Regions from separate parts of the Homo sapiens genome. Here region 1 is linked to region 2. Evidence: chromatin contacts called from ENCODE Hi-C or POLR2A ChIA-PET data. All regions are on one chromosome and are shown on one strand. The core of a region is the stretch at or near the end of the contact, and the rest is flanking DNA. Distances in the headings are between cores, read along the strand shown.

Region 1 (6,719 bases), core at 3,530-6,029, 45 kb before region 2:
TCTACCTAATGCTAAATGACGAGTTAATGGGTGCAGCACACCAGCATGGCACATGTATACATATGTAACTAACCTGCACATTGTGCACATGTACCCTAAAACTTAAAGTATAATAATAATAAAATTAAAAAAAAAAGCTCTGAAACTAAGAATCTTAGGTGGGGGTGGTATTTATTAATCATTTGCTTCTGTGATTTCTTTTGTGGAATTATTTTTACTTACTGGTTTATTGTTTCCAAGGAGTGCTTGTTTGAAGAAGAAAAAATAACTTTCTGCAACTTCAGAGTGACACATTTCATAGGTCCCCCATTCAGAGATGGTTTTCATTAAATGGGCTCCAAAGTTAATCTACAAGTTAAGAGAGAAATGAACATCCTTGACTTAGAACATAGAAAAGCCAAGTGACATTTGGCTTGCAATTGCCTCCACTGCCCTGTCAGATAGTCTATTCTTAACTACCCCGTTAGGGTGGGTTTGAGAGAACTCTATTGGCAGAGCCCCAAGTCACCCCTAATTTGAAGATCACCACCCACTAGAGGCTGGGTTGGTGTCATGGTTTCCCAAGTAAGTCATGTCCTCTTCAGTGATTCAAAGTCTGACCTCCTACAGAGCAATAGGCTTTCCCTGGAGCAGACTATACCCCTCATCTAACCATTTTTTTTGTCTAACTTCCTGTGACTCTTACTGGGTACATCCCCAAATTTTGTATGTAGTAATAATCTGTTCTATACAATTCGCCAGTTATATACTTTCTATAGGTTCAGTTTTCTCAGCTAGATGGTCAGCTCATCAAGGTTATTAATCCCTTTCTCTTGCAACTTTTGTAATCCTATCGCAGCTGCTGGTAGAATTCCCAGGAAATGAGATTGGGAGTTATGGGCCTTTCTCAGTTACAAGATGTTGAGAAAGCAAGCAGCTCTTTGCTGCATGTATTCCCTTCCTTATGGCTCCAAGTTTAGACATATGACTCCACATGAGTTATTCCAAACATCTTGCTAACCACATGACTCCATCTGGGCCATTGACTTATGTTAGAAGAGAGGGAGTCAAAAGAGTCTTCAGGTACGTATTTGAAGAGCTATTGCAGGCACATTGGAAAACAACTGTTTGCTGTGTTCACAATGGATAGTAGTACAAAAGGGAACAGATGGCAGTTAGATGGTAAAAACTTAGATGATAAGGAACTGGTTGACCTTTAGAACAGGAAAGATGTTTAGAGTTCATCATCCCAATCCTCATTATATGGATGAGATACTGAGGCTGAGGCTGGCTGAATGTTAAGTCCAGGCTCACAAAGCTAGTGAGTCACATAGCTAGGTATTGAATTGGTGTCTTTGAACTTGCTGTTTAATGTTTTTCTGTATCTCTCTACTCCCAATCCTTAATCATTGCAAAGATTGTGGCTAGTTGCTAAGGTGCTGTACCCAGCAAAGCTGAGTGAGGGCTCTTTCTTTGTGGAATTTTGTATATTTTTAAGTTAAAAGTCTAAATCATTGTCTTCCTGGGAGGTACAAGTAAAGTAAGATATTTTCTGTGAGCCAGAATATTTACTAAGGTTGTTTTTTTTTTTTTTTTTTTTTTTTTTTTTGAGGCAGACTCTAGCTCTGCTGCCCAGGCTGGAGTGCAGTGGCGTGATCTTGGCTCATTGCAACCTCCGTCTCTGGGGTTCAAGCAATTTTCCTGCCTCCGCCTCCCAAGTAGCCGGGATTACAGGTGTGCATCACCATGCCCGGCTAATTTTTTTTGTATTTTTAGTAGAAACGAGGTTTCACTGTGTTGGTCAAGCTGGTCTCAAACTCCTGACCCCAGGTGATCTACCTGCCTCAGCCTCCCAAAATGTTGGGATTACAGACATGAGCCACCACGCCCAGCCTACTGATATTTCTTTTTTATTGGAAGATACACATTTGTTCACATGAACATTTCTTCTGCTGCATTTCATCTCTTCACATTAAAGTGGTTTCCAGGTCCTATGTTTATCTCTTCTGCTGTGGAATTGTGATCTGGGAGGACCTGCCAGCACCATAGGGCACATCCCAGTTATCCTGAACAGACAAGCGAGAATCTTCAAGTTTGTTCTTTATTTCTAACATGTAGAATCCCTGGAATCATGGGAAGCTACTGGGAGCCTGTCTTTGAAATACAGGTGAACCTGGAATGGGAGAGAAGGCACAGGGTTGGGCACATTGTAGGTACTTAATAAATAATTGTTGAACAAATAAATTATACTTCTCCTCACCTCTTCTCTTATAATTATGGAGCTGGGGAACCTAAAGACAAATCCAGTCTAACTTTTATAGTTATGCTTTATATTATGCAGTAAAGCAAGTGAAGTCTAGAAATGTTAAGTGACTTGTTAAAATTCATACAGCTAGTCAGGGGTTGTGCTTGGGATAGGCTTAGGTCATTCTGTCTCTTGATATTATATTAGGTTGAACCAAGTGAAATTGCTATTTCTGTAGGTCAAAACAGTTGTATACAGGTTGAGCATCTCTAATCTGAAATCCAAAATGTTCCAAAACCTAAACATTTTGAGCCCTGACATGACCCTACAAGTGGAAAATTCCACACCTGGCATCTTCACTTTCTGATGATTCAGTGTACACAAACTTTGTTCTATGCACAAAAGTATTAAAAATATTATAAAAAATTACCTTCAGGCTGTGTGTATAAGGTGTATATGAGACAAACGAATCTGGGTTTAGTCTTGGGTCTCATCCCCAAGATATCTTATATATATGCAAATATTCCAAAATCTGAAAAAAAATCCAAAAATCCCAAACAGTTCTGATCCCAAGCATTTTGGATAAGGGATACTCAACCGGTATTGGCAATTTAATACTGGTTCACCCTAATATGTTTTGAAGGATCTATACTGTATACATTCTTATTTCAATAATAGAAATCATAACTTTGGCCTTCTCTCTAAACCAAGCAAGCATATAATATTACAGCTTAATGTAGAGATCCACATTTGTTCGGAATCTGTTGATCCTGGGTTTACATCCCTTGTTCTTTCTAAGCTGAAGTTTCCTCATCAATAGAATAGGAATAATATTATGTGCATCACTCATAAGATTGTTTAAAAGATTGAGATGATTCTTTGAAGGGCTTAGTATAGTACCTGGCACATAGTAAGTACCTAATAAGTATATGCTATTGTTAATTGTATCAAAAAGGAAGAGAATAAAACTGATAAGGCTTTCAAAATGTATAATTTGGCCAGGGGCGGTGGAAGATACATGTAATCCCAACACTTTGGGAGGCCAAGGTGAGAGGCTTGCTTGAGCCCAGGAGTTCAAAACCAGCCTGTGCAAGATAGGGAGACTTTGTCTCTACAAAAAAAAAAAAAATTATATATATATATATATATATACATATATATATATATATATATATATATATATATATATACACACACACACACACATACACACACACATCATATAAATAAATAAATATATATATATATACACACACACACACATACATCAGCCAGGTATGGTGGTGTGTGCCTGTAGTCCCAGCTACTCAGGAGGCTGAGATGGGAGGATTGCTTGAGCCCAGGAGGTCGAGGCTGCAGTGAGCTAGGATTGTGCCTGGGCAACAGAGTGAGACCCTATCTCAAAATGATAAATAAATATATAAATAAATAAAATGTGTAATTTTTCTGGAAAGAACATTCATCTTTTTGAGGTTTGCAAGATATGCCAAACCTTTGTTGTCTAACAGGGACATATCTTTATATTATCTCTATTTCATATTCTTCTGCTTGTTATAGGGAACATGTGTGGAATGATATTCTATTTTTGAGACCGTTGCTTTGACACATGTGCTGTGTGCCACACAAGATTATTATGATAGAAGTAAAGCAACCAAATGTGAGTATGCAGAATGAGACCATGAGCTCTATAAAGGGAGGGGACATTCTGTGTCTCAGTCATGGATGATTCCTTCTCATTTCCTTTCTTTTTTTTTTATAATTATAGAATAATTTTACTTGTAATGCATATTGTCAAAAATCTCATCCTAGAGGCCTTCTACAGATAATTAAGGTCAGAGCAGCTATTGACAAAGAGGAAGGGAAAAGGAATGTTAGCTATTTTACTATGATGTAATGGATGCCTTAGAAACCTGGATGAACTAAGGGTCTCTGGAACCCAGAAGGTACATTTCCACACTCATTATTAAAGGTGATGTGATTACTTTGGCAAGTTTCCAGACTTTTGCATGGTGTCTTTTTCACAACTTGTGTATATTTCACAGCTTCACAACATATTTATAAGCAATTGGTTCAACTAATAGAAAACATGCTATTTACTTCCCTTATCTTTGGGATCTGACACTAACTCTGCAACTTACTGTTTCTGTACCCCATTTTCTTACCTAAAAGGAGGTTAATAATATGACTCATCTCACAAACTTGTTGCGAAGACTGAATAAGATAAAGCGTGCAAAGTCTTAAGAAGAAGACATGGCATTTAGTAACTAATAAAAAATGTCACCTCTCTCAGTATCATTATTACCTTAGAAAAAGTCCTTCTCATTTTCATCAGAGGCCAGGCACATAGTTAGGGTTCAAAATGCAGTTGACAAACTGACTGAATTAGCATAGTCTTTAAAAACTGGACCCTGGAACCATATCCCCTGTTTGTCCTTCCCTGCCCCATGGGTAAGCAAATATCTCCACTGCCTGGGCTCAGGAGACACCCATGTGTAAAGTATTTCTCAGATAACTACTCATGACCCGGTGACACATCAAGAGCAAATATATTTTCAGACAGCTGCACACTTGGAGGAAAAGTTACCACCCTTGGGTAAGAACAGACTAGGGCATTCCCAGCCCTGAGAAGGAAGCAGTAGATATTTCCTGAGTACAAGTAGCTTTCACAGCAGAGAAAATAAACAGAGGCCCCTTCTCCTTCCTTTCCATACCTCTAGCCCACCATTCTTAGAGGCCAGTAGACTTTTCAGGTGTCTTCCTCCATTATCTAGGCTGCCTTGGGTATGAATATACTAAATACCATAAAAATACAAAAAAAAAAAAAAAAAAGGAAAAGAAAAAAAAACAGAAAAAAGAAATAAACCATTGGGGAGGAGACCAAGCCCAAGACAAGTTGCTTTCTGAAGTGATGTAGTGGGAGAGGACTTGCGGTACAGTCCTAACAGCTACCCACAAATGCCCTTGTCATCTTCCACTTGAACTTGTCTCTTCCCATTTACTCCATCCTCTATCTACATTTACTTTGTCCACACTACTTTGCCACTGGAAATGTAAGCAAAGTTTGATCTTTAGAGGAAGATGCTACATGAATACAACACTGGTTACTTATTTATAAAAAACCATAAAGTTACTAAGAAATGGCTGCTATTTTGAGCTATGAGGTGAGCACTAGTTCCTGGAAGTATCTATGGAAGGGTGAAAACATTTAGTGATCATCTAGTGAGGGTGACATTGAGCAAGGCCTTTTATGAACACCATGTCTCCTTCACATAGCAGCCTTGCAGAAATAAATATTATCCCACATTTTACAAATGGGAAATCGCAGGTTCAGAGAAATAAGCTGGCACAAGAACACACAAGAAATAATTAGGGCAGATCTCTAAACAAAGCTATGTATGCACTTGCTACTACAGCAGGCTCGGATCCTCTCCCCAGGCCTGTGAGGCAGGTGGGCACACCTATTGCTGACCTTTTGAAGTTGAGAAAATTGGAGCAAAAACATTGTGAATTTTCAGCTTATCTGGTTCTACTATGATGAGAAAGTTCATCCATCCATTCATTTGCTTATCCATTTATTAAAAGCACTTTTATTCAGGCTCTACTCTGGGTTGAGCATTGTGCTAGGCACTGAGAGGGTATCAAACAGGTATAAAACATGGGCTCTCATGGTAAGTAAGAATGCTTACTTCATGACCTTTTATCCCAGATATGGAGATAAGAGTCCTGAAATATTTGTTTTTAATATAAGAGCAAAATTTAGGTTGTGTGAAAAACAATTGGTGCATTGGAAGTTTAAAGGAAGTTAGAGATGCCTCTAAACTCCCCATAGAGAGCTCTGTGGAGGTGGTTAAGTTTTATGTGTTGATGCCCCCTCTCTCGACCTGCCATGCACACACATACACACACTCTCAAACTGGTAGTGCTGATGGTAGCAGAGGAGAGGTCGCTTCAGAATGTTTTTAAATTAATCTTTTTATTTTGAGACAATTGTAGATCACATGAGGCTGTAAGAAATAGTGCAGAGATCCGTGTACCCTTTACCCAGTTTCCCCTATGGTAACATTTTGTACAACTATAGTATATCACAACTCAGATATTGGCATAGACTTTTTCCAGTTTACTAATGTGTGTGTGCATATGGGCCTGTGTGTATTAAGTTGTATACAATTTTATCACATGTGTCAACCATCACTGGCCAGATACTGACCAGTTACACCACCACAGATTCTTTCCATTTGTTCTTTGATAATCACACCCACCTCCCTACAGCCTCCACAGCCCCCATCCCTAACCCCTATCAACCACTAATCTGTTCTTCATTTCTATAATTTTGCCATTTCAAGAGTGTCATATAAACAGAACCATGCAGTAGTGGCCTTTTAGGATTGGCCTTTTTATATTTAGCACAATTCCCTTGAGATTCATCCAAGTTGTGTCTATCAAGAGTTTTTCCTTTTTGTTGCTTAGTAGTATCCCACGGTATGGATGTACCAGA
Region 2 (6,290 bases), core at 2,827-5,326:
CTCAATAAGGAAAATAGCCATCATCTTTTGAGCATGTGATATAGGATAGGCATTTAATTTCTATTATTTCTAATTGTTGCAGTAATCCTGTGAGGTAGGCATTATTTCCCCCATTCTATACATGGGGCATATGAAGCTCAGAGAAGTTAAGTAACTTGCCCGAGATTATGTAATTGGCAAATGGCAGAGCCAGGATTTCAAAATATTTCTGAATTAGTGCCATACTCCTTGCAGAAAAGGACTGACTGCTTAGTACGTACAGTGCATTGTTTGTAGCCCTCTTGCTTTTCAAAATCACCCAGACCTTCAGAAATCTTGAGGGTACTGGTTAGTACCAGGTGACCCCATTTTGCAGTTGAAGAAACTAGGCTTACATGTAACAGGACCTGTGGGGGGATACTCTCCTGGAATATGGGTATTTGGAAACTGGAAGCTCCAGCACTGCTTCATCCTAATATTGATGAAAGTATTCTGGGCACTTACTGGCTCTGTGGCCTTAGGCAAGTTTCTTGAACTTTTTGATCCTCAGTTTTCAAATCTGTGTACTTGGAAAATAGCTCTCATAGAATAATGCATGCAAAGAACTCAGCACAGTGCCTGGTAGTTAGTTATCATTCAGTTGCTGCTAATTATCAGAGATGTTCAGGTAAAGAGTGAGTGCTGGATGTTCAGAGGCAAAAGAGGTTATTTTCTGAAGCAGGAGCACAGAGGTTTTATGGGGGCTCTGACACCTGAGCTGGGATTGAAGAATATGTAGTTTTGGATTTGTAGAGACTGTGGGGAGGAGGAGAAGGCAGCAGAGGAAGACATTCCTAGACCATAATCATTTGTTCCCCTTTGTATCTTAGAGCACATACAAGATATTTGAACACATTGTAGCTATTCAGTAAATGCTTGGTAATGATGGTGCTTCTATCCCACTGAGGACTTCCTGCCCTGAGCATCCCCTGGCCATGCACATTTAGACCTGACCCCAACTCAGTTCAGATTAACCTAGAGGCAGTCAGAATTTTGCTTTAATGGTCTCTGGAGTTACTCTCACATTTAAAGGTATGCTCATTCTCTCAAGAGACTCTGCTTGGGGAAATCTAATGTCGTGGGAATTTACTGACTTCTCTCTTAGATGTAATTCTGATCAACTACTTAGACCCAGTGATTGCCTTGGCACTGGGAAGGCCTGAGGTTCAGGTTCAAGGCTTCAGTGATAAGAGCTGATAAGAGAGTTGTAGGTCATGGAGGTGAGAGATAACCTTCCTGTCTTTACTGTTTCCTGTTTCAGCTGAGCAGAGTAAAGACAGAGAAAATGGGGCAAAGGAAAGCTGGGTGAATAATGTCAACAAAGATGCTTTCCTTCCTCCAGAGCTGGCTGGCGTTGTAGAAGAGCCAGAAGAAGATGCAGCACCAGCAAGCCCGAGGTAAGGCAAAGCTTCTGGGGAGAGCTGCTGCATGTGGCTTTCATGGCCTGGGGTGTCACATGGGCAGAATGGCAGGCTATGAGTACAGATGCCAGACTGGGGTCATGGGCATGGGGAAGGGGCAGTGTATGAGAGAATTCTGGGCCCCGATGCAGATAAAGCCCAAGTGGTACTCTTTCTCAGCTTCCAGAATTTCCAACAAATCTATATCTTAAATAAAATAAAAATGTTAAGTGGTGATTTCTTCCAGTACCAGCAAGAGCCGTTTTTATTTCTCCCATGGATTTCTCCTTAGAGTAGAATGAAGAGGTACTTCAATTTGAATATCAAGGAATAAGTCATTTCAGGGAAAAGATAAACTATGATCAGATTGTAACAGCCTAGTGCAATGGAAGAAGCTCAAGCACAAGAACCAGATAGATGTGAATTCAATTGCCGAATCTGCGATTTATTAGCCATTTGACTATGGGCAAGACATTTAACCTTTCTGAGTCTATATTCTTAACTATAGCTAGGAACAATAATATATACCTGAAAAGCTATGGCAAGAATTAGTGATAAGGTATGTAGAATACCTGGCATGATAGATACTCAGTAAATGCCTCTTAAGGATATAGATTATCTTCAATATTATAGTCTTGGGGTTTTTTGGTGTTTTTCCTACATGTTGTTATCTGACCAATCAAAATGTACATTTGTACATCTTTGCTGAGATGCAGCCAATTGTGGGCCTACATTGCTATAAACCTTTTGAGCCATAATGATTTGTTTTTAGGTATTTAAGGATCTTCTCATGGGTGTCTGTTCCTTGAGGGCATAGTTGTTACCCTTTAGTGAGAGGGGCAGTTGCCTTTTACCTGTAGCTCCTCAATTAAGTTAGTTCAATTCAGAGTCTTCAATTGGGATGAAGTTGATGAATTTACTGGTGGGATGTCACTGAATCAGGGTCTAAGGCTGAGGCACCTGGAAACAGGGATATTTCTAGCATAGTTTATAGGTGTCAGGGAGGGTATATGATATAAGTACCAATAGGTATTTTAAAGTCAAATATGAGTAAAGTTATATCATGTGGATAATGGAATACTGACTCTATGGGTACTCTAAGGGTACCCTTTATTTATCTATTTCCCATTTGGAAAGGGGATCATTCTGTTTCCCATGAATGGCAGGCTGCACTGTTTCCCCTCTGGGACTATTTGTAATATTCTTTTATATCTGTAGAGGCCATCTTTGCTGGGGATAAAACACCTTAATAGTAGTCACTAATTGATAATGTGACCTTACAGTAGTACTGACTTAACTCCTTGGACTTTTATTTCCTCAGTTTTAAAATGGGAACAATAATATTAATAGTTTGCTAGCAGAATTACTGAGAAGTTAATTAGCCAGTGAATATAGAATTCCCAGTGCAGCCCATTAGCACGTAGTAAGTGCTCAAGAAATGGAAGCATGAGCTCTTGCCTACATATAAGATATTTCAGGAACACCAGGAAGGAGTGTGAAGGACACACTATTCTGTCCCCCTGGGTGACTCCCCACTTGCCACCTGCCTATAATCTCTCTAATGGAATGAAGGCCTTCCTTCATAAAGAAAGATGAGACCTAAAATATTGTCATGTTAAAGAAACACAAAGAGAGAGAACATAGTTATTTATATTTACCACCAAGAAGCTGAGAGAAGCTCTTAAGAGCTGGCTTTGATGGGGACTGGGGAGCACTAGAACACTGACCAGCTGAGGGAGGAGGGAGCAGGTGCCACAGAAGGGGAAAGGAGATGATTTGGGAGCATCAGAGACAAATAGCTCATTGCCCCATTTTATCTGGGTCAGACTTTCCATCCTTCTTCCAGGAACTTATTCTATCTCAGTGGGCCTGAGGGTCAGAGGTGCCACTGTCCTCATAGCCTAACTTTTTCTTCATGAACCGTGGGGCTGGTGGGTATTCTCCCACTCTTCCTCAACTTGAGGCTAATAACATAGTATTCAAGATTAGCATCTCCGTTATTTTCTGCATTCCTTGTGTGACTTCAGGCAAGTCTTTCAGGTCTCATCTGTAAATCAGAACAGAATTTCCTCACCAGGACATTGTGAGATTAAATGAAACAAGGTATGAGAATCAGTCAGCATTTCTCAGGAAGAAAGAAAATTGGCCATTTTCCGGTGGCATGAAAATTGTTATTATTACATGGATGAAGTATGTTTGAGAAGGCAAGAATAAAGATGTTAGGCGTATCCAGGATGCTTTGCTCATTAAAGGCCAGTCCTATAACACATGCCATGGGTGGTAATTATCCAGAAAGTTAGAATGAGCTATTTTTTACTTCCTTCTTTCTATATTAGAAACTACTACCTTACTCAGTATCAAGTTCCTGCAATGTTTCTTACCTATACTTTAACCTTTGTGAACTGGGTGTGTTAAGTGTATTTTGGGGCCTGTACTTTTAGACTAAGTGAACTTTAATAGAATGACTCAATACCTGTCAGTATTTCCTTAGCCAGGAGTCAGAAGTTGGGGAGTGTAAGGTGATAGGCTGGTTATTGTAGTTTCTGGAGTTTTGCTAATAGGCTCTGTGGCAACATCTTTCTTTCTGTTGTGGGCACGATTCTGTGGGGTTCCACACATGAAGAAGTAAAACACTGTGGGTACCCAGCATGTAGTCAAGCATTGGCAGCTGACTGCATTCTTTCTTAACTCACCTTTGTTTGCACCTGGAGTACAAGGAAGCAGAGAGGTTTATGAGCAGAGGAGAAGAAAATAAGGCTTGTTCTGGAGTAGCAAAAGGAAAACCCTGAATGCTCACATTTCTAGTTCTGGTTACAGACTTTTCAGGTGGGCAGTGTTGGTTGGACCAGCACTTCATAAACCCTTTGTAGTGAAGGACTAGTTTTGTTTCATTTTAAAGTTTTTATTTCTAATCATCACAGATTGATATCTTATGTAAAATATAATGAAAATAAATACTAGAAAAATAAAATACAGAAAACAACAGTGGCATGCAAAAGATAAGCCCGTCGATCATGTTTGCTATAAATAGTTCTTCAGCACATAGCCTCCGTTTCTGTACTTATCTCATTGTGAACCAGTGGCAAACAGTGCATGGATGGGCACTGGTCCATGAACCATATGCTGATAGCACATTGTGTGCCCCCCACAACAGAAAATAACTCTTGAATATGTACACAGTAATCCACAGGACATGGCTGAGCCAAGGTGGGGAGTACAGAATGAAGACTCATCCCATGAAGGTCAGGACCCTGTCCGTAAATGAGGTATAATGTTTCCTGACTATCAAATTAGGTCTGTTCTGGTTTTACTAAGAAGCTGTCACTTCAGAAGTGTCCCCATAAGCCCTGGCAATTATAGAAAAATAGAGGAGAATTTGAGGGCCCTCTCAGATTTGCATAGCTATGAGAGAAGAGCATTCAAGATGGAGAACTAGACTGCAGGAGGTAGCCAATAAACCTCTGCGTGGCCATGCCCTGTCCTTGGCTTGTAAGGAGGCTTGGCTGCTGCAGAGGTTTGTAATGGCTAGTAATCAAACATCTCTAGAGAATGTCTCCCAAATGAGTTCAGGGAGAACAAGATCAACCCTTCACTGTTGTATTTCAGTCCATGGCATTGGCAGGTTTTCTTCTGGGCACTTACCTGTAAAATCGCAAGAAAATGATAAATTTCCTTGCAAGAAAAACTGTGCATTTACACCTAACTTTGTTTTTGGTAGAATTAAAACACTATTTGGTAAGTCTTTGTGCTTCATTGCCTGTGCCTTAGGGATGCTTCTGACACCAGTCTCCTTCTTACCGTCTGTTGAATAGGAACCAATCAATTAAAGCCACATCTTTAGCTCTTAGTTTTCCCCCACAATGCTCTTTTTCCTGAAAGTCTTTCGTAGATATTAATTTCCCTCTCCCAGAAGGATTAGCTATTGCGTTTACCCCTAGTATTAAGATGAGTGTAAGGTACCTAGCTTGCTCCCAAAGGCAGGGTAGAGATGAGCCAATCTGAGATAATGCATCTGATATTTTTTCCCAGGATTGATAGCAAATCTAGTAATGTGAAGATTTCATTTCTTGGAGGCCTGGCCTACAAAGTCATTTATATTGAACTCTTAAAATAATAATTCTTAATTCTATAAGAGCTCAGATTTACTCATATCAGTTGTAGTAAGAATAGTTTCACTGTGACATAAAAATGCCTCATACTTTTATATGCATGTTCAACAACTCTGTAGCCTGAACAGTGGGAACACTGGAGAACTATGTATACTCACAAGTAATATTTTACTTAAAGAAATACTGACTTGAGGTGCTTCAGATAAGATATTTTCTAATTTGCTTCCCTCACTCCATCCCTGAGCCGTTTCTTCATTTGTTTGCTCATTTGTTCATGCTTCATTAAGTGCCAACACATGCCAGCACAGTTCTGGGTGCTGGGGATGAGACACAGCTTGAGCCCCCAAGGAAGTCACAGTACAAAGGGAGAGATCAAAACAACAAAAAACAAGTCAACAACACTTGTAGAATTTGGTTCTATAAACAACATTTAAGCTAAGAAAAAAAAAAAAACCTCAGAAAAAGGCATATCTGCTACTATTTTTAACTGTTGTAGAGAGAAAGGCTGGTGAACGTTAAAAACCTTTTTTAAATGACTGCATGTGCATAGAAGCACCTTGTGGCTGGGTATAGCAGGCAGCTGCCTGTGTGGTATAATTTTAAAACGGCTGTAAAACCTCTTCCCCCAGTGGCCCTTCCTGATGTTATTTATTCTTTTTATTTAAGATTTCAAAGACTTGTATTAAAATGAAGATGCTTTTAGGAGGGGCACCCTGATGCCAATACCATAGTCTAATATTTTAATAATCTTCTTAACAAAGTA

The links. Hi-C counts contacts between places; a loop is a spot of excess contacts on that map. ChIA-PET counts read pairs that join two places held with the same protein, here RNA polymerase II (POLR2A). Pooled maps may share reads with other maps.
Region 1: a loop to region 2 is called in a map of PC-9, with 11 times the contacts of the local background. The contact joins two enhancer-like sites. A Hi-C loop is called at or near these places in 13 of 168 maps with a recorded cell type or tissue (CD8-positive, alpha-beta T cell, Caco-2, Calu3 and 8 more), 1 of 37 single-sample maps with no recorded cell type and 10 of 50 pooled maps. POLR2A ChIA-PET finds 5 or more read pairs at or near these places in 13 of 52 experiments (CD4-positive, alpha-beta T cell, CD8-positive, alpha-beta memory T cell, H1 and 10 more).

Annotation. Positions count from the first base shown.
Region 1 is chr11:85,786,036-85,792,754 of GRCh38, reverse strand. All of the region lies in intron 1 of SYTL2 (synaptotagmin like 2), which reads left to right. Among named protein-coding and RNA genes, the nearest start is that of SYTL2, 22 kb to the left of the region's middle. Within about 2 kb of position 4,779, at least 5 of the 41 ENCODE cell types and tissues checked have a DNase peak (open chromatin) inside an H3K27ac peak, as active enhancers do; they include PC-3 and PC-9, where a contact is called at or near this core.
Region 2 is chr11:85,740,762-85,747,051 of GRCh38, reverse strand. SYTL2 (synaptotagmin like 2) reads left to right here. Exons shown (of 20, transcript NM_206927.4): 4 at 1,280-1,415. Among named protein-coding and RNA genes, the nearest start is that of CCDC89, 58 kb to the right of the region's middle. Within about 2 kb of position 4,076, at least 7 of the 41 ENCODE cell types and tissues checked have a DNase peak (open chromatin) inside an H3K27ac peak, as active enhancers do; they include PC-3 and PC-9, where a contact is called at or near this core.